2 separate regions of the Homo sapiens genome follow, and region 1 is linked to region 2. The links are chromatin loops, found by intact Hi-C in ENCODE. Cell type or tissue: GM12878. All regions are shown on one strand. Each heading gives the region's core, and the rest is flanking DNA. Links, peaks and the distances in the headings are about the cores only. Region 1 has its middle 9.2 kb from the start of USP48. Region 2 overlaps HSPG2 (heparan sulfate proteoglycan 2).

Region 1 (10,232 bases), core at 1,183-9,182, 74 kb after region 2:
AAATACAAAAATTAGCTGGGCTTGGTGGCACGTGCCTGTAGTCCCAACCACTCAGGAGGCTGAGGCAGGAGAATCTCTTGAACCCAGGAGGTGGAAGTTGCAGTGAGCAGAGATCATGCCACTGCATTCCAGTCTGGGCGACAGAGTGAGACTCCATCTCAATAAAAGAAAAAAAGAAAGGAAGAAGAGAAAAGAGACAGACTTGAGAGAGGATATCACAAATGGTCATAGACACTGAGCACAGTGACCTGAACAGGTACATGGACAATTATAAAAAAGATGCACTGGAGGGAGTTATATCTCTTCCTGGGGTGGCAAGATTATGTGCCATGGGTATTTATAGGACTACGTTTTGGGTTTTTTTGAGACAGGGTCTCACTCTGTTACCCAGGCTGGAGTGTAGTGGTCCCATCACAGCTCACTGCAGCCTCGACCTCCTGGGCTCAATCGATCAGTAACAATCCATTAGAGTACCAGACACAGACCTTGTGTCCCTCCTGAGTGGCTGAGACTACAGGCACACACCATCGCACCCTGCTAATTTTTTTTATTTTTTATGTTGTAGAGATGAGGTTTCGGCATGTTGCCCAGGTTGGTCGCAAACTCTAGGGCTCAAGCGATGTGCCCACCTCAGTCTCCTAAAGTGCTAAGGCTGCAGGTATGAACCACCGCGCCCGGCCTATGAGATTCTTGATATGATCTCAGTGATTAGACACATCGAGACACTATCGCATACTTTATTTAATTATATATTTATTTATTTATTTTTTGAGACGGAGTTTCGCTCTTGTTGCTCAGGCTGGAGGGCAATGGTACAATCTCGGCTCCCTGCAACCTCCACGTCCTGGGTTCAAGCGATTCTCCTGCCTCAGCCTCCTGAGTAGCTGGGATTACAGGCATGCACCACCATGTCCGGCTAATTTTGTATTTTTAGTAGAGACGGGGTTTTACCATGTTGGCCAGGCTGGTCTCGAACTCCTGACTTCAGGTGATCCGCCCGCCTCGGCCTCCCAAAGTGCTGGGATTACAGGTGTGAGCCACCACACCTGGCCTCTTTTAAAAAATGGACTGATATAAGCCAGGTGCGGTGGCTCACGCCTATAATCCCAGCACTTTGGGAGGCCGAGGCAGGTGGATCACCTGAGGTCAGGAGTTCCAGACCAGCCTGGCCAACATGGTAAAACCCCGTCTCTACTAAAAATACAAAATTAGCTGGGCATGGTGGTGGGCACCTGCAATCCCAGCTACTCGAGAGGCTGAGGCAGGAGGATCACTTGAACCTGGGAGGTGGAGGTTGCAGTGAGCCGAGATTGCACCATTGCAATCCATCCTGGATGACAGAGTAAGACTCCATCTCAAACATAAATAAATACATATATAAAATAAAAATTGACTGATATAAAAGAGGGCCCAGGACAAAGGCTAGAAAAACTCCAGCATTTGGAAAACCAGTATAGGAGGAAGCACCAAAGAAGGTTGAGAGTGATAGAGGCAGGAGGCAGATGAAAGCCTAGGCAGATAGGGGTGGGTTCCCATTGAAACCCCAACTCCAAGTCAAAGACAGTTTAAAGGCTGAAAGTCAAGCTATAAGTCACATCCACAGACTGGATTGAGAACCTGTCTTACTGTTTGGCATGGTTTCCTCTGATTGATCCGTACCCTTCACCTATTTCACATATACCTACCCTTCCCTAATTTGTTTTTTACCCTGTAATGCCCACTTTTGACTGGGGTCTTTTTTTTTTTTTTTTTTTTCCAGACAGAGTCTCGATCTGTCACCCAGGCTGGAGTGCAGTGGCGTGATCTTGGCTCACTGCACCCTCCACCTCCTGGGTTCAAGCTATTCTCCTGCCTCAGACTCCCGAGTAGCTGGGATTACAGGGGCGTGCCACCATGCCTGGCTAATTTTTGTATCTTTAGTAGAGACAGGGTTTCACCATGTTGGTCAGGCTGGTCTCAAACTCCTGAATTTGTGATCTGCCCACCTCGGCCTCCCAAAGTGCTGAGATTACAGGTGTAAGCCATCACACCTGACTGACCGATGCCTTTGTTTTAACCTTTTTTTACATACTCACAAACCAATCAGCATGCACTCCCCTATTCTGAGCCCATAAAAGCCCTGGACTCAGCCATGCTCGGGGAGAAACCACCCCACTCCTGGTGGTTGACCACCCTCTTGTCCCCTCTCCACTGAGAGCTGTTTCATCACTCAGTAAAATTATTCTCCTCCCTCCTCATCCTTCGCTTATCAGTGTATCCTCATTCTTCTTGGATGTGGGACAAGAGCTTGAAAACCACCAAACACAGGTACGAGCTATAACACAGTTGGGCTGGGGTTAGTCCTGTGCACAAACCCAAGCACAAGCCAGGTATGGTCCAGTGGGCCGAATGGATGGGACGCCTCCTGCAGCAGGCCCGGGGCCAAGCAAAGCCCAGGTAGGGACATCGCCAGCCAGAGGTCTCTGACCAGCAAAAGTGGCTGAGAAAAATCCTGTGTCAGAAGGAGCAGCCACTGAAGGAGGTGGAGAATCAAGAGGGACAGTTTGAGGTGGCAGGAGTGGTTATCTGTGCTGGTGACTGCAGAGAGCTGAGGCCTGAAAGAAGACCACTGAATTTGGTAACATGGAAGTCATGGTAACCTTGATAAAGGAGCTGTAGAAGAGTGACAAGGTCATAGGCCAGACTAGAGTTGGTTGATGAGTACATAGCAGATGAGGAAGCCAAAAGGGTGTAGATCTGTGCCATCTACTAGGGTAGCCACTTGCCATACGTGGCTATTGAGCACTTGAAATGTGGCTCCTGTGAACTGAGATGAGCTGTAAGTGCAAAATACACACGAGAGTTCCAAAACTTAGTGTGGAAAAAATAATGTAGAATATCTCATTAGTCTTTTCATAATACTGAAAAATATTGATTACATGTGGAAATGTAAATGTTCTAAATATACTAAAGATTTTTTTTTTTTTTTGAGACAAGGTCTCACTCTGTCACCCAGGCCGGAGTGCAGTGGTATGATCTTAGCTCGCTGCAACCTTTGCCTCCCAGGCTCAAGTGATCCTCCTACCTCAGCCTCACGAGTAGCTGGGACTACAGGTGCATGCCACCACAACCAGGTAACTTTTGTATTTCTTGTAGAGAGACAGGGTTTAGCCATGTTGCCTTGAACATTTCACTATGCTGGTCCGAAATCCTGGGCTCAAGCAATCTACCTGCCTTGGCCTCCCAAAGTGCTAGGATTACAGGCACGAGCCACCACGCCCAGCCAAGTTAAAGATATTATTTTTTCTTATTTTTATTTTTCGAGACGGAGTCTCACTCTGTCACCCAGGGTGGAGTGCAGTGGCACAATTTCAGCTCACTACAACCTCTGCCACCCAGGTTCAAGCGATTCTTTTGCCTCAGCCTCCCGAGTAGCTGGGACTGCAGGCACGTGCCACCACGTCCAGCTAATGTAAAGATATTATTAAATTAATTTTACTTGTTTCTTTGGACTTTTTAAAAAGTAGTTAACTAGAAAAATAAAAATTGGCTGGTTTGCTTGAGCCCAGGACTTCAGGACCAATCTGGGAAACATGAAGAAACTTCCTTTCGTCAGCCATGGTGGCTCACACCTGTAATCCCAGCACTTTGGGAGGCCGAGGCGGGTGGATCACGAGATCAGGAGATTGAGACCATCCTGGCTAACACGGAGAAACCCCATCTCTACTAAAAATACAGAAAATTAGCCAGGCATGGTGGCAGGCTTCTGTAGTCCTAGCTACTCGGGAGACTGAGGCAGGAGAATGGCGTGAACCCAGGAGGCAGAGCTTGCAGTGAGCCGAGATCACGCCGCTGCACTCCAGCCTGGGCGACAGAGTGAGACTCCGTCTCAAAAAAAAAAAAACAAAACAAAAACAAAAACAAAAAAACTTCCTCTCTACAAAAAAAAAAAAAAAATACAAAAATTAGTTGGGCATGGTGGTTTATGCTTGTAGTCCCAGCTAGTCAGGAGGCTGGGGTGGGAGGATTACCCGAGCCTGAAGAGGTTGAGGCTGCAGTGAGTCTCAAACTTCAAGGCTCAAGCAATCCTCCTGCCTCAGCCTGGGTGACATTCAAAGACCCTGTCTAAAAAAACAAATTGGCTAGGTGTGGTGGCTCATGCCTGTAATCCCAGTACTTTGGGAAGCCAAAGCATGAAGGTCACTTGATCCCAAGAGTGGTAGACCAGCCTGGGCAATATAGTGAGACCCTATCTGTACAAAAAAATTTAAAAATTAGCCACATGTGATGGCAAATGCCTGTAGTCTCAGCTACTGGAGAGGCTGAGGTGGCCTTGAACCTGGGAGGTCGAGGTTGCAGTAAGTTGAGAACATACCACTGCACTCCAGCCTGGGTGAGAGATTGAGACCCTGTCTCAAAAAAGAAAAAAAAAAAAAGGCCGGGTGTGGTGGCTCACACCTGTAATACCAGCACTTTGGGAGGCCGAGGTGGGCGGGTCACGAGGTAAGGGGTTCCAGACCAGCCTGGCGAACATGGTGAAACCCCATCTCTACTAAAATTACAAAAATTAGCCAGGTGTGGTGACACGTGCCTGCAATTCCAGCTACTAAGGAGGCTGAGGCAGGAGAATTGCTTGAACCCAGGAGGCAGAGGTTGCAGTGAGCCAAGATCGCACCACTGTACTCCGGCCTGGCTGACAGAGCAAGACTCTGTCTCAAAAAAGTAATAGTAAGAATAATAAATAAATAAATAAATAAAATTCACCATGAAAGGAGCCAAGAAATGAGGAGGAAGGTGGAGATTTCACATTGCTGATCAGGCTGGGCGTGGTGGCTCATGCCTGTAATCCTAGCACTTTGGGAGGCCAAGGTGGGTGGATCACCTGAGGTCAGTAGTTCAAGACCAGCCTGGCCAATATGGTGAAACCCTGTCTCTACTAAAAATACAAAAATTAGCTGGGCATGGTGGTGTGCACCTGTAGTCCCAGCTACTCAGGAGGCTGAGACAGGAGAACTGCTTGAACCTGGGAGGTGGAGGTTGCAGTGAGCCGAGATCATGCCACTGAACTCCAGCCTGGGCGACAGAGCGAGACTCTGTCTCAAAAAACAAACAAACAAACAAAAACCATTGCTGATCATTTCCAGCTTCTTTTAGCTTTCCTCTCTAAGGTTCTGAGATAGTTCTTGTGATTCTCCTCATATCTAACAGTTGTTCCTTCTGAACCCTCTTCTTAGGTCTTCTTCCTGTTCCTGTTGTCAGAGGTTGTTCTGACCAGAATGACTCCATCTTGAATAGGGGCTAGACAGAATGAGGATGGGACCTGCTGGGCTGGAGTGCAGCGGCACAATCTCGGCTCACTGCAAGCTCTGCCTCCTGGGTTCACGCCATTCTCCTGCCTAAGCCTCCCGAGTAGCTAGGATTACAGGCACCCACCACCACGCCTGGTCAATTTTTTTGTATTTTTAGTAGAGATAGGGTTTCACCATGTTAGCCAGGATGGTCTCCATCTCCTGACCTCGTGATCCGCCTGCTTCAGCCTCCCAAAGTGCTAGGATTACAGGCATGAGCCACCATGCCCGGCCGACGTTAGGCATTCTCAGTCACAGGATGAGATAGGAGGCCAGCACGACTGGTATCACAAGACACAGTTCATAAAGACCTGCTGATAAAACACAGGATGTGGTAAGGAAGCTGGCCAAAACCCACTGAAACCAAGATGGTGATGAAGGTGACCTCTGCTTGTCCTCACTGCTTATTACATGCTAATTATAATATATTAACATGCTAAAAGACACACCCACCACGCCACGATAGTTTACAAATGCCGTGGCAACATCTGAAAGTTACCCTCTAAGGTCTAAAAAGGGGAGGAACTCTCAGTTCTGGGAAATGCCCATCCCTTTCTCGGAAAACTCATGAATAATCCACCCCTTGTTTAGCATATAATCAAAAAGTAACTATCTCAAGTATACCCTGCTCTGTCCAAGTACACAGTTGCTCTGTCCAAGGAATATTCATTCCTTCGTATCTTTACTTCTCTAATAAACTTGCTTTCACTTTATTCTACGGACTCACCCCAAATTCTTTCTTGGAGCTTGCATGCACTCCAAGAACCCTTTCTTTCTTTCTTTTTTTTTTCTTTTTTTTGAGACAGAGTTTCGCTCTGTTGCCCAGGCTGGAGTGGAATGGTGCAATCTTGGCTCACTGCAAACTCCACCTACCAGGTTCAAGAGATTCTCCTGCCTCAGCCTCCCGAGTAGCTGGGATTACAGGTGCCCACCACCACGCCCAGCTAATTTTTGTATTTTTAGTAGAGACGGGGTTTCCCCACGTTGGCAAGGCTGGTCTCAAACTCCTGACCTCAGTTGAGCCACCCGCCTCGGCCTCCCAAAGTGCTGGGATTACAGGCGTGAGCCACCGCACCCAGCCTTCTTTTTTTTTTTTTTTTTTGAGATGGAGTCTCTCTCTTGTTGCCCAGGCTGGAGTGCAGTGGTGCTATCTCAGCTCATTGCAACCTCCACCTCCTGGGCTCAAGCAATTCTTCTGCCTCAGCCTCCCAAGTAGCTGGGATTACAGGTGCCCGCCATCACACCCAGCTAATTTTTGTATTTTTAGTAGAGACGGGGTTTTACCATGTTGACCAGGCTGGTCTTGAACTCCTGATCTCAGGCAATCCACCCACCTCAGCTTCCCAAAGTGCTGGGATTACAGGCGTGAGCCACCGCACCTGGCCTCACCTGGGTAATTTTTATAAACTTTTTTTTGTAGTGATGGAGTGTGTGCCTGTGGTACCACCTCAGCCTTCAGAGTAGTTGGGGACCACAGGCACACACCACCACACCTGGCAATTTTTTTTTTTTTTTTTTTTGGTAGAGACAGGGTCTCACTATGTTGCTCAGATAGGTCTCAAACTCTTGTCCTCAAGCAAGCAATCCTCTAGCCTCAGCCTTCCAAAAGGCTGAGATTACAGGCATGAGCCACTGTGCTCAGCCCTTTGTCATTTATTCTAAATGATAGGAAATCTTTGGAGGTTTTTCAGGAATGACATGATTTACATGCCCAGAGCAGACTATGTAAGGGGGCAAGGGTGAAAACAGGAAGACCAGTATTGACGAAAAGAGTCAAACTCTGTAAAATATTTGAAGAGGTTTATTCTGAGCCAAATATGAGTGACCACAGCCTGTGACACCGACCCTCAGGAGCTCCTGAGAACATGTAGCCAAGGTGGTCGGGGTGCAGCTTGGTTTCATACATTTTTAGGGAGACATGAGACATCGATCAAATACATTTAAGATATACATCGGTTCAGTCCAGAAAGGCAGGACATCTAGAAGTGAGGGAGGGTGCAGGGGGTGCTTCCAGGTTATAGGTAAATTTTAAATGTTTCTGATTGGCAACTGGTTGAAAGAGTTATTATCAATAGAAAGGATAGTCTGGGTTATGATAAGAGCTTGTGGAGATCAAAGTTTTCTCATGCAGATGAGGCCTCCAGGTAGCAGGCTTCAAAGAAAATAGATTGTAAATGTTTCTTCAAGACTTAAGGTCTGTGTTGATGTTAAATGCTGGTCACTTTTCCCAAACCCCAAACGGAAGGAGGGCATAATGAGGCATGGCTGAACCCCACTTCCTGTCAAGGCCTGAACCAGTCTTTGAGGTTAACTTTTGAGTACCTTGGCCAAGGAGGGAGTCCATTTAGGTGGTTGGGACACTTGTGAATTTTTTTTTTTTTTTAGACGGAGTTTCGCTCTTGTTGCCCAAACTGAAGTGCAGTGGTATGATCTCGGCTCACTGTAACCTCTGCCTCCTGGGTTCAAGCCATTCTCCTGCGTCAGCCTCCCGAGTAGCTGGGATTACAGGCATGTGCCACCACGCCCGGCTAATTTTTTTGTATTTTTAGTAGAAACGGGGTTTCATGATGTTAGCCATGGCTGGTCTCGAACTCCTGACCTCAGGTGATCCACCCGCTTCAGCCTCCCAAAGTGCTGGGATTACAGGTGTGAGCCACTGCGCCTGGCCGACACCTTTAAATTTTATTTTTGGTTTACACCATTTGGGAAGCTTTTGCAGTAATCCGGGTGAGACCAGAGTGATAATGATAACAGAACAGTGATGGCACTCTACATATATTTTGTTTTCCTGTTTGTTTGAGACAGAGTCTTGCTCTGTCTCCCAGGCTGGAGTGCAGTGGCGCAATCTCGGCTCACTGCAACCCTCGCCTCCTGGGTTCAAGCTATTCTCCTGCCTCAGCCTCCCAAGTAGCTGGGACTACAGGCATGTGCCACCACATACAGCTAATTTTTTTTTTTTCTTTGTATTTTTAGTGGAGGCGGGTTTTCGCCGTGTTGGCCAGGCTGGTCTTGAACTCCTGACCTCAAGTGATCTGTAGATCACTCCACAAAAATACAAAAATTAGCCGGGCGTGGTGGTGTGCCTCAGCCACCAAAAGTGCTGGGCTTGTGAGCACTTAATCTGCCTGGCCTCTACATCTATTTTGAAGGCAAGCTGACAGGTTTTGCGGGACTGGATGGGGATGTAAGGGAAAGAGAGAAGTCGGCCTGCAAGATTTCTGGTAGGATGAAGTTGACACCTACCAAGATGGAAAGATTTCTGTCTTTTGGATGGAAGGATATGTGAGGAGAGGGGAGGTTGGGGTGGAATAGGAATACACTTTGGCCCTGTAACATGTGAGATATCTATTGCACACTGGAGACGCCAAGCAAGCAGCAGGATATATAAATCTAGTATTTTAGAAGTTAGGTCAGGTCTGGAGATGTGAATTTAGGAGTCATCCACACACAGCAGGAGGAGATGAGATTGTAAAAAGTAAAGTAGAGATTCCTCTTCAAAGAGACTTTCCTCCCCATCTAATTAGGAATAAATAGTTACTTCTCAGCCCAGGCGTGGTGGCTCACGCCTGTAATCCTAGCACTTTGGGAGGCTGAGGTGGGCGGATCACCTGAGGTCAGGAGTGCAAGACCAGCCTGACCAATGTGGAGAAATCCCGTCTCTACTAAAAAAATACAAAATTGGCCGGGCATGGTGGCACATGCCTGTAATCCCAGCTACTCGGGTGGCTAAGGCAGGAGAATCGCCTGAACCCGGGAGGCAGAGGTTGTGGTGAGCGGAGATTGCGCCATCCAGCCTGGGCAACAAGAGTGAAACTCCGTCTCAAAATGTATTCAAAGACCTGTGCTAACATTCTTAAATATCTGCTAGCCGTAATAAAGAAATCAATGTACTTTATGTTCTTAGCTCCCACAATTTAGCCTAAATATTTGCCCTGGCATGCTTACACTGGTCCAAGCAAGCATGAGTCATAGCCTGTTCCTCTTCCTTATTTAAAGGTGTTTTTACCTTTCTCAGCATTCCACAGGTTACTTCCCTTGTTCGCCTCTGCCTCTGCTTTTTTTTTTCCTTTTTTTTGAGACAGAATTTCACTCTTGTTGCCCAAGCTGGAGTGCAATGCATGATCTTGGCTCACCGCAACCTCCACCTCCCAGGTTCAAGCGATTCTCCTGCCTCAGCCTCCCGATAGCTGGGATTACAGACATGCGCCACCACGCCCGGCTAATTTTTTTTTGCATTTTTAGTAGAGGCAGGGTTTCTCCATGTTGGTCAGGCTGGTCTCGAACTCCTGACCTCAGGTGATCCGCCCCCCTCAGCCTCCCAAAGTGCTGGGATTACAGGTGTGAGCCACTGCACCCAGCCAGCCTTTGCCTCTTTTAAAAAGTTCTAAGTTGCTAGCCAATCAGGACAAATATAGAATGTGAGGTCCTGTTCCAGCCAATGGAAGTCAGACACAGCAGTAGGGTGGACGCTTCAGGTTATAAATGACCCTGTCCTGTTTGTTCAGTGTACTCTACTGGCAAAACTGCTGGCGAGTGTACCCTTTCTGCAGAAAGTAAAAATGGCCTTGCTGAGGATGTTAAATTTATGTTCAAGTGCTATTTGTTTTTTGTTGTTTTTTTTTTAGATGAAGTCTCGCTCTGTCGCCAGGCTGGAGTGCAGTGGCACAATCTTGGCTCCCTGCAACCGCTGCCTCCCAGGTTCAAGCGATTCTCCTGCCTCAGCCTCCTGAGTAGCTAGGACTACAGGCGTGTGCCACCATGCCCAGCTAATTTTTTGTATTTTTTGTAGAGACGGGGTTTCACCATGTTGGCCAGGATGGTCTTGATCTCTTGACCTCATGATCTGCCTGCCTCGGCCTCCCAAAGTGCTGGGATTACAGGTGTGAGCCACCGCGCCCGGCCGTA
Region 2 (10,446 bases), core at 2,447-10,446:
GTTGCCACCTGCTGCCTGTTACTGTCCATCTGAGCACTGAGCCCAGCGACCCTCATCCCCGCCTCAGTACCCTCACATGCCCCCATTATTTCTCTCGCAGTCCTGATCTCAACAGGACCCCATTCCGCACCTTAACACCCTCCCGTGCCCCATCCCCCACCAAGGCACCCCGGTGCTCAGGCTGACGCCCCCTCCTTTTTCCCCTGCCAGATCTCCACCCACTTTGCCCCTGGGGACTTCCAAGGCTTTGCCCTGGTGAACCCACAGCGAAACAGCCGCCTGACAGGAGAATTCACTGTGGAACCCGTGCCCGAGGGTGCCCAGCTCTCTTTTGGCAACTTTGCCCAACTCGGCCATGAGTCCTTCTACTGGCAGCTGCCGGAGACATACCAGGGAGACAAGGTGGGCCCCAGCCAAGCACCAGGGTCAGCCGTGACTCAGACATGAGTTCACCTCTGCGCCGTCTCTCAGCAGGCAGGCACCTGCCACCTGCATGGCCATATCGTGGTTAGGCACGTGGCTTTTGCAGTCCCATAGACATTGGTCTGAACCCCAGCTCTGCCGCTTGCCAGCCAGACACCATTTGATAAACCTCAACTTCATGGTGGCTGAGGGGATTGGAGATCGTGCCTGGCACATAATAAGTGCTCAGCTGTTCATGACTTTTAGCTTTCATGCAGTTATTCTACAAACAGATCTGGGAGAGGCCGGGAAATATAAAGACAAGTGAGACACAGTTTCAGTGTCATTCACGTGCCCGCTCCGACTTCACTCATCCACACTGCTGGCTCTGTGCTTGTGTTGGACACAGTAATTCTCATGATAGGTCATGTGTGTTGAGCTCTCACTATGTGCTAGGCAGCATCCTTTACAAATCACAAATCACAACTGTGTGAGACAGGTCCTGCTACTGCCCCATTTCATAAATAAGGCAAGAGGGGCTTGGTAACTTACCCAAAGCCCCGCAGCTGGGAGGTGGGAATGCCGGGATCCAAACCCAGGTCAGAGGCTGCCCTTCAAATGCTCTGCCAAAGGCCAGAGCCCACACCTGTAATTCCAGCACTTTGGAAGGCTGAGGCGGGAGGACCACTTGAGCTCAGGAGTTTGAGACCAGCCTGGGCAATGTGACGAAACCCCGTCTCTACAAAAAGTACAAAAAATTAGCTGGGCGTGTTGGTGCATGCCTGTAGTCCCAGCTATTTAGGGAGGCTGAGGTGGGAGGATCGCTGGTACCCAGGATGGGGAGGTTGCAGTGAGCCATAATTGCACCATTGCACTCCAGCCTGGGTGACAGAGTAAGACCCTGTCTCAAAAAAAAAAAAAAAAAAACAAATACTCTGCCAGTCAGAGGTGAACCTGTCTTTGCTACTCCAGAACAGGGTCTGGTGGAAAGGTGGTGATGATGGTGGTGGCGATGGTGTGATGGTGTTGTGGGGGGCAGGGGCTCAGGGGTGGGCTCTGGGACAACCTGCCCAAATGTGTTCTTGAGCAGCACGGGCATCCGGTGGCACCCACGCTCTGGGGTTGGGGTTGCCCTATCCCTGTTCGTTGGACACAGCCAGGTACTCCAGGCTTCTCCCGGGGCTGGCTGCCTTCTGGTCCCTTCTCCCCTCTCCCTTCTGGGGTTCGCTATCTCCTGGCCTCCCTGCTGCCCTGTCCTGCAATTCTCAGACCTATCTCTGTCTCCTGTCCTGGCATTTCCCTGCGCCCCACAGGGGGAGGCGTACTTTGCGCGGATGCGCCGGGCTCACCAGGTAGGCCCAGGACGTGCGTGGTGTGAAGTTGGTGTGGTGGGGCGTGGTGCCTTCTCGGGTGCTCCCAGCCCTGCGTGGGGAGATGCGCAGTGCCCAAGGCATTGGGGGTCTGCATGAATCCAGGCGGTGTCCCATGACCCCAGGGTTGGAGCCAGGAGGGTATGTGCCTCACCTTGCCTCACCTGCTGTGTGGTCTGGTCCTGGTGCCAACTGTCTGAAGTCAGAATGGCAACTGAGGTAGCAAGGAGACTAACCCGATGCTAATCCACATGACTGTATCTAGCCCCCCGGGTTCCCCTGGCCTTGCCTCTCAAGCAACCACCATGAACCCTCTGTGTGCATGTGGGCGGCCTGGAGTTAACCCTTGGGTGCCAGCCTGGAGAGGGGGGGCATGCATCTTTCTTCCTAATTAGTGTGGGCCTTTCTGACTACCATGTCCGTGGGTAGAGGACCCTGCCCATGGCTCTAGCTCCAGGACTTTGGGAGGTCTTAGCTCGCCTGCTCCCTCCATTTCATCAGAACCGCACATCCCTCTCAGAGGAGCAGTTGCGGGCAGCCGTGACAGCTGGGAGGATCCCAGAGCCCCCAGAGGGCAGGGACTGGGCACAGCGGGCATCACAGGTAACTGAGGACCTGGCTAGGACAGGTTGTACCTAGGGCCACAGCGAGGAGACCAGAGAGCTGAGTCCAGGCAGGCACCTGAGCGAAGACTCCAGCTTTCCTGGGCCATTTCCCCTATGCCAGGCCAGGCCCCAGCCTGATGCCTGGTCTGCTCTGGTGTCTCCCCTGGGAAACATTCCAGAACCATGAATGGCTTGGGCTGTTGCCAGGGCACACAAAGAGAGTCAGGCCGAGGAGCAACAACCCCGTCCAGATGCCCCTGGGGCTGCCTCCAGCACTTCTGCCCCTCCCTTGCTGGGCACCCTTTGTAGGGCTTCTCCCATCAGTCACGGCCCATAGGCAGCCAAACCCATCCCGGGATATCCCCGCCTAGCTCAGGAGGAACAAGAGGGCAGTGGGTACAAGGGCCAGAGTGCCAGGTATCAGCACTTGTGAGCAGACAGTGCAGAGCGGGTGGCTGGCTGGGCCCGTGGGGAGGTGAAGCCTCACGGACGTCCTTTCTGTCCCTCTCTGCTCCCTTCTGCCGCTCTTCGGCTCCTGGTCCCCCAGGTGGACGAGGCTCAGAGACGGATGGATGCTGAGATCTGGCAGCTCCTGTCCAGCTTTGCTGCCCAACCCCAACCCCCTCCCCAGGGGCTCTCTCCTCATCCCCAGCCTGCAGCTGCTCTGCGAGCAGCACCTCCTCCTTCTTCTTCCTCCTCCTCCTCCTCTTCCTCAGCTTCTCTGTCTTTCTCACCAGGCTCTCAGGTATGTGCCAAGGTGCCCATCAAGGGATCCCCACCCACCATGCTTTCTAGACTTCAGTCATTTCTGAACCAACTTCACCAATTTCTGTGAACTACTTGGACTATTATTTCTTTCCAATTTTCTCTTAAATCAATCATGTACCAACTCAGGCTGGTTACTCTCTTTCAAATACATATGAAAGGAGCCATCCCATTGAAATTGTTTACTGATGTGCTGTGTAAACGTTGGTCCACAAAAGAGACCCACCAGATGGGAGGAGAAGCCGACCCAGGCCACGCCCAGAGAGAGCAGCTGGGGACCTGGGCCGGGATTGGGAAGAAAGTCGTCCAAAGAGCAAGGCCAGGACCCGCACTGTCGGGTGGGAGTGGGGGGCTCTGTCTCTCTGCCCTGCCACCAGGCCTCCCTCCCATGACGGTCCACCCCTGCCGGAACCACCTCCGCCCTCCCACCCCCACCCCTGCTCCCCTCGGCTCTTACCACCTGCCCTTCCCTCCTAGTTCTCTCTCTCCTACGAAGGCTTCTCTCTGCTTCCTGGAAGCCTCTATTACTGGCAGCTGCCCCGGGCCTTCCTGGGGGACAAGGTAACAAGGATTTGGGGGGATTATAGGGGTGTCATAGAATCCCAAAATATCAGAGGGCCCTTTGTCAAGGCCCTTTATGACACAAATGGGGAGACCGAGGCTCACGGTGGGTAGAGACTTGCCTGGGGTCTCATGTTCAGGTCAGAGCACAGCTGAGACTGAACTCAGCTCTGCCCCTGTCCTTCAGCGGGCCCTGACCCCTGACCCCTGGCCCCTGACCCCTGTCAGAGGAGCTGTCTCGCCTGGGAGGGTTTCTCTAGTGCCTTTTCTCTGGGCTTCCTTGACCTTGTGTCTAGATGCTGGCCTAGTTTTTGGTACTTCACTCAGTCATTCAAGAAGCATTAATTATTTACTGTGTGCTGCGTCGTGTACAGGCCGAGTGGGCCCTGGCCTCCCAGAGCTCCCTGTCCATCCCATTATCATTCCTGTCACCATCAGTATCATTATTATTATCATCATGAGTGCTGGCATTGGCCTTAGATGAGTATTCATATTGCCTCTATTTTGTTCCAACAATTTCAAGTACCTCTTAAGAATACACATAGCAGGCTGGGCGTGGTGGCTCACACCTGTAATCCCAACACTTTGGGAGACTGGGGCAGGCGAACACCTGAGGTCAGGAGTTCGAGACCAGCCTGGCCAACATGGTGAAACCCTGTCTCTACTAAAATAACAAAAATTAGCTGGGCGTGGTGGCGGGTGCCTGTAATCTCAGCTACTTAGGAGACTGAGGCTGTAGAATTGCTTGAACCTGGGAGGCGGAGGTTGCAGTGAGCCTAGATCATGCCACTTCACTCCAGCCTGGGCAACAGAGCAAGACTCCATCTCAAAGAAAAAAAAAAAATTCAGCTTCCTGGCTGGGTGCGGTGGCTCATGCCTATAATCGCAGCACTTTGGGAGACTGGGGCAGGCAGAACACCTGAGGACAGGAGTTTGAGACCAGCCTGGCCAACATGGGGAAACCCTGTCTCTACTAAAAATACAAAAACTAGCCGGGTGTGTTGGCAGGCACCTGTAATCCTACTGCTTGGGAGGCTGAAGGGGGAGAATCACTTGAACCCGGGAGGCAGAGATTACAGTGAGCTGAGATTGCAGCACTGTACTCCAGCTGGGCAACAAGAGTGAAACTCCATCTCAAAAAACAAACAAAAAAAAGAATAGGCAGTCACAAGGTACATTCAGAGAAGTGAGACAGGGAGGTTGAGGGGTGAGGATAAGAAGCAATCTGCTGGAGCCGAGGGTGGAGCTGGAGTACTGCAGGGTTATCAAGCGTGATATGCATTCTCAAACTGTGTGGAGTACATCACCATTTGTGTCCTATATTACTTAATCCTCATGATACCCTTCAAAGTGGGTATTACTTTTACTTCCATTTCCATGTGAGGAAAGTAGGGCTCAGAGAGGTGAAGCGACTTGTCCAAGGCTGTATAGCCAGTAGAGCTAGAGTTTGAACCCAGGTCATTCAGACTGTGGAGTCTGCCGTTTTAATCACTATGCTGGATCTGGGTACAATGGCTCACACCTATAATCCCAGCACTTTGGGAGACTGAGGCTGAAAAATCGCTTCAGGCCAGGAGTTGAGACCAGCTTAAGCAACATAGCGAAATGCTGTCTCTAAAAAAATAAATCGGCCGGGCATGGTGGCTCATTCCTGTAATCCCAGCATTTTGGGAGGCTGAGGCAGGACAATCGCTTGAGTCCAGGAGTTTGAGACCAGCCTGAGCAACATAGGGAGACCCCATCTCTATTTAAAAAAAAAAAAAAGTGCCTGAGCAACATAGGGCGACCCCATCTCTATTTAAAAAAAAAAGGTGAAAAAAAAAATAAAAAATTTTTAAAAATCACTGTGCTGTACACACCTGCAACTTGCCAGAAAGTCAGTCCCAGAAATGGCTGTGAACTTTCTGGCATTCAAAGCAAGCAGGAAACCAGTTATTTTATGGTTATTTGGTTCCACTCCAAAATTCCTTACCATGCCTTGAGCTCATGGAGAATATCCCTGTAGCCATGTAGCCCAGGGCCGTGTGTGTAATCAGCAGGTGTTTGATAAATGCTGGTTAGCTGAGTGAACACACAAATGAACAAAGAGGTAGGCTTGATGCAGTTTGGTATTGAGATGAATGTCTGCCCTGGTGGCAGAGGAGAGAAAGCAAAGTCCTGTGGGACAGAGCTGGGGAGCCTCAGCTGTCCACGTGAAGGTCCTCTGCAGCAGAAGTAAGGACTCCCCAGTCATGAGCAACACAGTGCCCAAGTCCAGTGGGCTTGTCTGCAACAAAGAATCTATCGGCTCATGCAACTGCAGAGTCTAAGCATGTATGGTGTCAGGCATGGCCTTATCCAGGGGCTCATTAGGGCTTTATCTTGGTTCTCCAGCTTCTCATCTGACTGCAGAAGGGACTTTCTCTGGCCTGGTAGAAAGAGCATAAGTGCACGGGTTACTTGTCTATCCCTGATGGGGTGGCAAAGGGCAGTGGTAGGTTATGCAGATTGGCCAGGCCTGGCTCATGTCTCCACTATAGAGGAGGAGGGGATCAGGGCCCTCAGACCACATGGTCTGCATGTGCGGAGACAGTTGTTCTTTATAGAAAACCACGGTTTAGTTTCTAGAAAGCAGGAACTGGATACTGGGCAAACAAAAACCACCTGCCTAGGAGGCAAGGCCTCCGAGGGGCTGCCGTCAGCCCCACCCCCATGGCTGAGAACTTTTGAAGCTTCCGCAGCCTCCCCATGGTGGTCATTGTCATTACACTTGTCTGCCTTATGGGAAATTCCTGTAAATGAAAGCAGACCTGGAGTTTGTTCGCCGGCACCGTCAGGCAATGGGGAATAGAGAACCTTGCAGAGCAAAGAGGCTGCTCAGCATCATCACCACCATGTCTGGGGCTACAGAGGAACTGAGAAATGTCCTGTTTCCCAGGCAACCATGCACCCTGGCCTCTTGGTTTGGGCAGGGAGGGGGGTGGGGGAGTGTGGCACAGGTGCAAAAAGGCCGCCAGATGCTCCATCCCTCACCTATATGGTCCAACACTCACACCCCAAGGTCAGCCTGTGACCTCTGGGCTTGCCTCTTTGCAGGTGGCGGCCTACGGTGGGAAGTTGCGATACACCCTCTCCTACACAGCAGGCCCACAGGGCAGCCCACTCTCTGACCCCGATGTGCAGATCACGGTGAGCATTTGGACACCATGCTGGGTGGGCAGAAGGGCAGGATGGAAGCCAGGGGCACCCTCGGCATTTGTCCTTTGTCCTTTCCATCCAGCACTCAGTTTTCTGGCACAGGCTGGGGGAGTTAGGCCCATGCCCCCACATCCCTGCCTGGTTGGACACTACCCAAGCAGAGGATCCTGCTGCTGGGAGAAGGGGGCAGTGGGCATGTGCCTGACTCCTTTGGGCGCATGAGCTTGGGAGAGCAGAGAGGTGGGAGGCTGGGGGTTACAGAGAATCTAGGACTGGTGGAGGACACCCTGGCACCCCAGGGACCCCTCGGCTCCCCTTCCAATCCTGCTGGTGTCTTTCCAGGGCAACAACATCATGCTAGTGGCCTCCCAGCCAGCGCTGCAGGGCCCTGAGAGGAGGAGCTACGAGATCATGTTCCGAGAGGTAAGGGGCACCTGGCCATGCTGTGTCTAACCCCACCCCACCCTCCACCCTGACTCAGAGCCTGGCTTTGATACCCACCCTGTCTCTCGCTCCCCAACCTTCACCTGGCAGCCCTCAGTCAGTGCCTGTAAGGCAGGATTTGGGGGGTGGTAACTGTAGGAGCAGCCCACAAAGCCCACTGCCCCCGCCCACGTTGCCACCCCCAACCCAGGAATTCTGGCGCCGGCCCGATGGGCAGCCGGCCACACGCGAGCACCTCCTGATGGCACTGGCCGACCTGGATGAGCTCCTGATCCGGGCCACGTTCTCCTCCGTGCCGCTGGCGGCCAGCATCAGCGCAGTCAGCCTGGAGGTCGCCCAGCCGGGGCCCTCAAACAGACCCCGCGCCCTCGAGGTGGAGGAGTGCCGCTGCCCGCCAGGCTACATCGGTCTGTCCTGCCAGGTGAGTGTGTGGCCAGCTCCACCACCTCTGCACAGGCACAGAGGCATCAGCAAGCAAATCAGCCGGCGTCGCCGCAGCCTTGATTACCATCATAACTATAATGACCCCTGCATCTGGGCCCTGCATGTATTCCTCCCGACAGCCCTGAGTTACATATCATTATCCCCTTTAACAGGTAAAAAAATAGAGGTGCTGAGGGGTGAGTGTGTCCCAAGGGCACACGGCTAATGTGTGGCAGAAACTAATTTGAACCTGGGTCTGATTGACTCCAAAGCCTAGCATGTCCTAACCACTGGGCAGTGCAGCCTCACGTTTGGGCCACACTCTCCGGGGGTTAAAACCCAGTTCATGCCCTTGAGGGGGCCCACCAGAGACAGGGAGCCAATTCAGAAACACAGATTACTCCGGCCCAAAGCACAGCATAGAGATGCCTCCCAGAGGTGAACAGTGTGGACTGGGAGAGGGCCGTGGGTGGGAGGACAGACTGAGCAGAAGTGGGGAAGGAGGGGCGCCGGCCTGTGATGTTCCAGGGTCACCCCTGGGAGGACACTGGAGGGAGGGGTTCTGGGTCTGCTGGCTGTGGGTGGGGCACGTTGGGAACAGAGGCCAACCTTCCTCTCTGCCCCTAGGACTGTGCCCCCGGCTACACGCGCACCGGGAGTGGGCTCTACCTCGGCCACTGCGAGCTATGTGAATGCAATGGCCACTCAGACCTGTGCCACCCAGAGACTGGGGCCTGCTCGGTGAGCTGCAAGCGAGGCCAGGACAGGGGGTCAGCTCAGCTGGGCCTGGGTGGGGGACCAGGGCTGGACAAGGCAGGCATCAATCCAGGGGATCAGGATCATGGGGCATGGCCTGTGGTTCAAAGCACCTGGGTCAGCAGGCCAGGTCACCGGGGATGGTGGGGTGGCCAGAGCTATGGAATAACATCCTTCTGTGTAAAGAAAACTTTGGTTCTTTACTATTTTTTTCTTTTTCTTAAAAAAATTTTTTTTATCTAATACAGATGGGGTCTCACTTTGTTGCTCAGAAGGTCTTAAACTCCTGAGCTCAAGCAACCCACCCGCCTCGGCCTCCCAGAGTGCTGGGATTACAGGCGTGAGCCACCACACCTGGCCTTTTTACTTTTTTTTTTTTTTTGAGACAGGGTCTCAGTCTCGTTCTGCCTCCTGGGTTCAAGTGAATCTCATGCCTCAGCCTCCCGAGTAGCTGGGACTACAGACATGAGCCACTGTGCCTGGCCTCATTACATATATTTTTTATACCTTGACTTTTCAGAGTAGCATGTATATAGCCCCCCAGGGTACGCAGTGAAGGGGCAGGTGGTTGACAGCCATAACCTAAACTTGGAGCAAGGAACACCCTATTGTTGATACCACAAACGTGAATCTCTTTGGAGGAGAATCTGTAACCCACATGTTTTTATGAGGATGCACGTATTTTCTTTTTCTTTTCTTTTTCTTTTTTTTTTCAAGACAGTCTCGCTCCGTCACCCAGGCTGGAGTGCAGTGGCGCCATCTGGGCTCACTGCAAGCTCCACCTCCTGGGTTCACGCCATTCTCCTGCCTCAGCCTCCCGAGTAGCTGGGACTACAGGCGCCCGCTACCACACCCGGCTAATTTTTTGTGTTTTTAGTAGAGGCGGGGTTTCACCTGTGTCAGCCAGGATGGTCTCGATCTCCTGACCTTGTGATCCACCCGCCTTGGCCTCCCAAAGTGCTGGGATTACAGGTGTGAGCCACCACACCCAGCCTCTTTTTTTTTTTTTTTTTTTTTTTTTTTTGAGATGGAGTCTCGCTTTTGTCACCCAGGCTGGAGTGCAATGGCACAATCTCGGCTCACTGCAAGCTCCGCCTCCTGGGTTCACGCCATTCTCCTGCCTCAGCCTCTGGAGTAGCTGGGATTACAGGCACCTGCCACCATGCCTGGCGAATTTTTGTATTTTTAGTAGAGATGGGATTTCACCATGTTGGCAGGCTGGTCTCTAACTCCTGATCTCAGGTGATCCACCCACGTCCTGAGATTACAGGCGTGAGCCACTGTGCCCGGCTGACAATACACATTTTTAATGCTCTGCCCCCAAATACCTGAGTGTATACCTTTCCTTTGCTATCACAGGTACTTAGGGAGAAAATAGAATTAGCATCACCCTTTTTGACAGCTATTTGGATGGATGTACTTTTTAATTTATCCAATTCCCTATTCATGGATGTTTAGGTTTGTTTCTAGCTTTTTTTGCTTTTTTCTTTTTTTTTTTTTTGAGATGGAGTCTCGCTCTGTTGCCCAGGCTGGAGTGCAGTGGTGCAATCTCGGCTCACTCCAACCTCCACCTCCTGGATTCAAGCAACTCTCCTGCCTCAGCCTCCTGAGTAGCTGGGACTACAGACGCACACCACCATACCCAGCTAATTTTTGTATTTGTTAGTAGAGATGGGGTTTCACCGTGTCAGCCAGTTGGCCTTGAACTCCTGACCTCAGGTGATCCACCCGCCTCGGCCTCCCAGAGTGCTGGGATTACAGGCATGAGTCACTGTGCCCAGCCCATTTTGCTTTTTATAAACACCACGGAGATGAGTGTCCTTGTAATGAAATCTTTGTGCCCTTCCATGATTCTTTCTTTAAGATGAGTTCACAAACTTGGAATTTCTAGATCAAGGGATTGCAACCCTGAAAGGCTTCTGGTAAATTTGGCCTAATGGCTG

What was found. Peaks named below come from ENCODE experiments on the same cell type or tissue, not always from the same donor. Only the 100,000 strongest peaks of a DNase experiment are listed, where the experiment ranks them.
Region 1: it touches region 2 in a loop (3-fold over the local background); 4 of 110 quality-filtered maps call a loop at or near these places.

The regions. Positions count from the first base shown.
Region 1 is chr1:21,787,256-21,797,487 of GRCh38, reverse strand. No RefSeq gene overlaps it. Among named protein-coding and RNA genes, the nearest start is that of USP48, 9.2 kb to the right of the region's middle. In GM12878, for the core only: no CTCF peak of the experiment used is centred there; a DNase peak (open chromatin) is centred at 5,707; H3K4me3 peaks cover 373 bases; H3K27ac peaks cover 1,340 bases.
Region 2 is chr1:21,862,142-21,872,587 of GRCh38, reverse strand. It overlaps HSPG2 (heparan sulfate proteoglycan 2), which reads left to right. Exons shown (of 97, transcript NM_005529.7): 33 at 211-402; 34 at 6,779-6,871; 35 at 7,223-7,303; 36 at 7,515-7,745; 37 at 8,375-8,488. Among named protein-coding and RNA genes, the nearest start is that of LDLRAD2, 55 kb to the right of the region's middle. RefSeq lists enhancers at 6,361-6,430, 6,461-6,520, 6,417-7,222, 7,223-8,028. In GM12878, for the core only: a CTCF peak has its summit at 6,422; a DNase peak (open chromatin) is centred at 6,287; H3K27ac peaks cover 1,681 bases.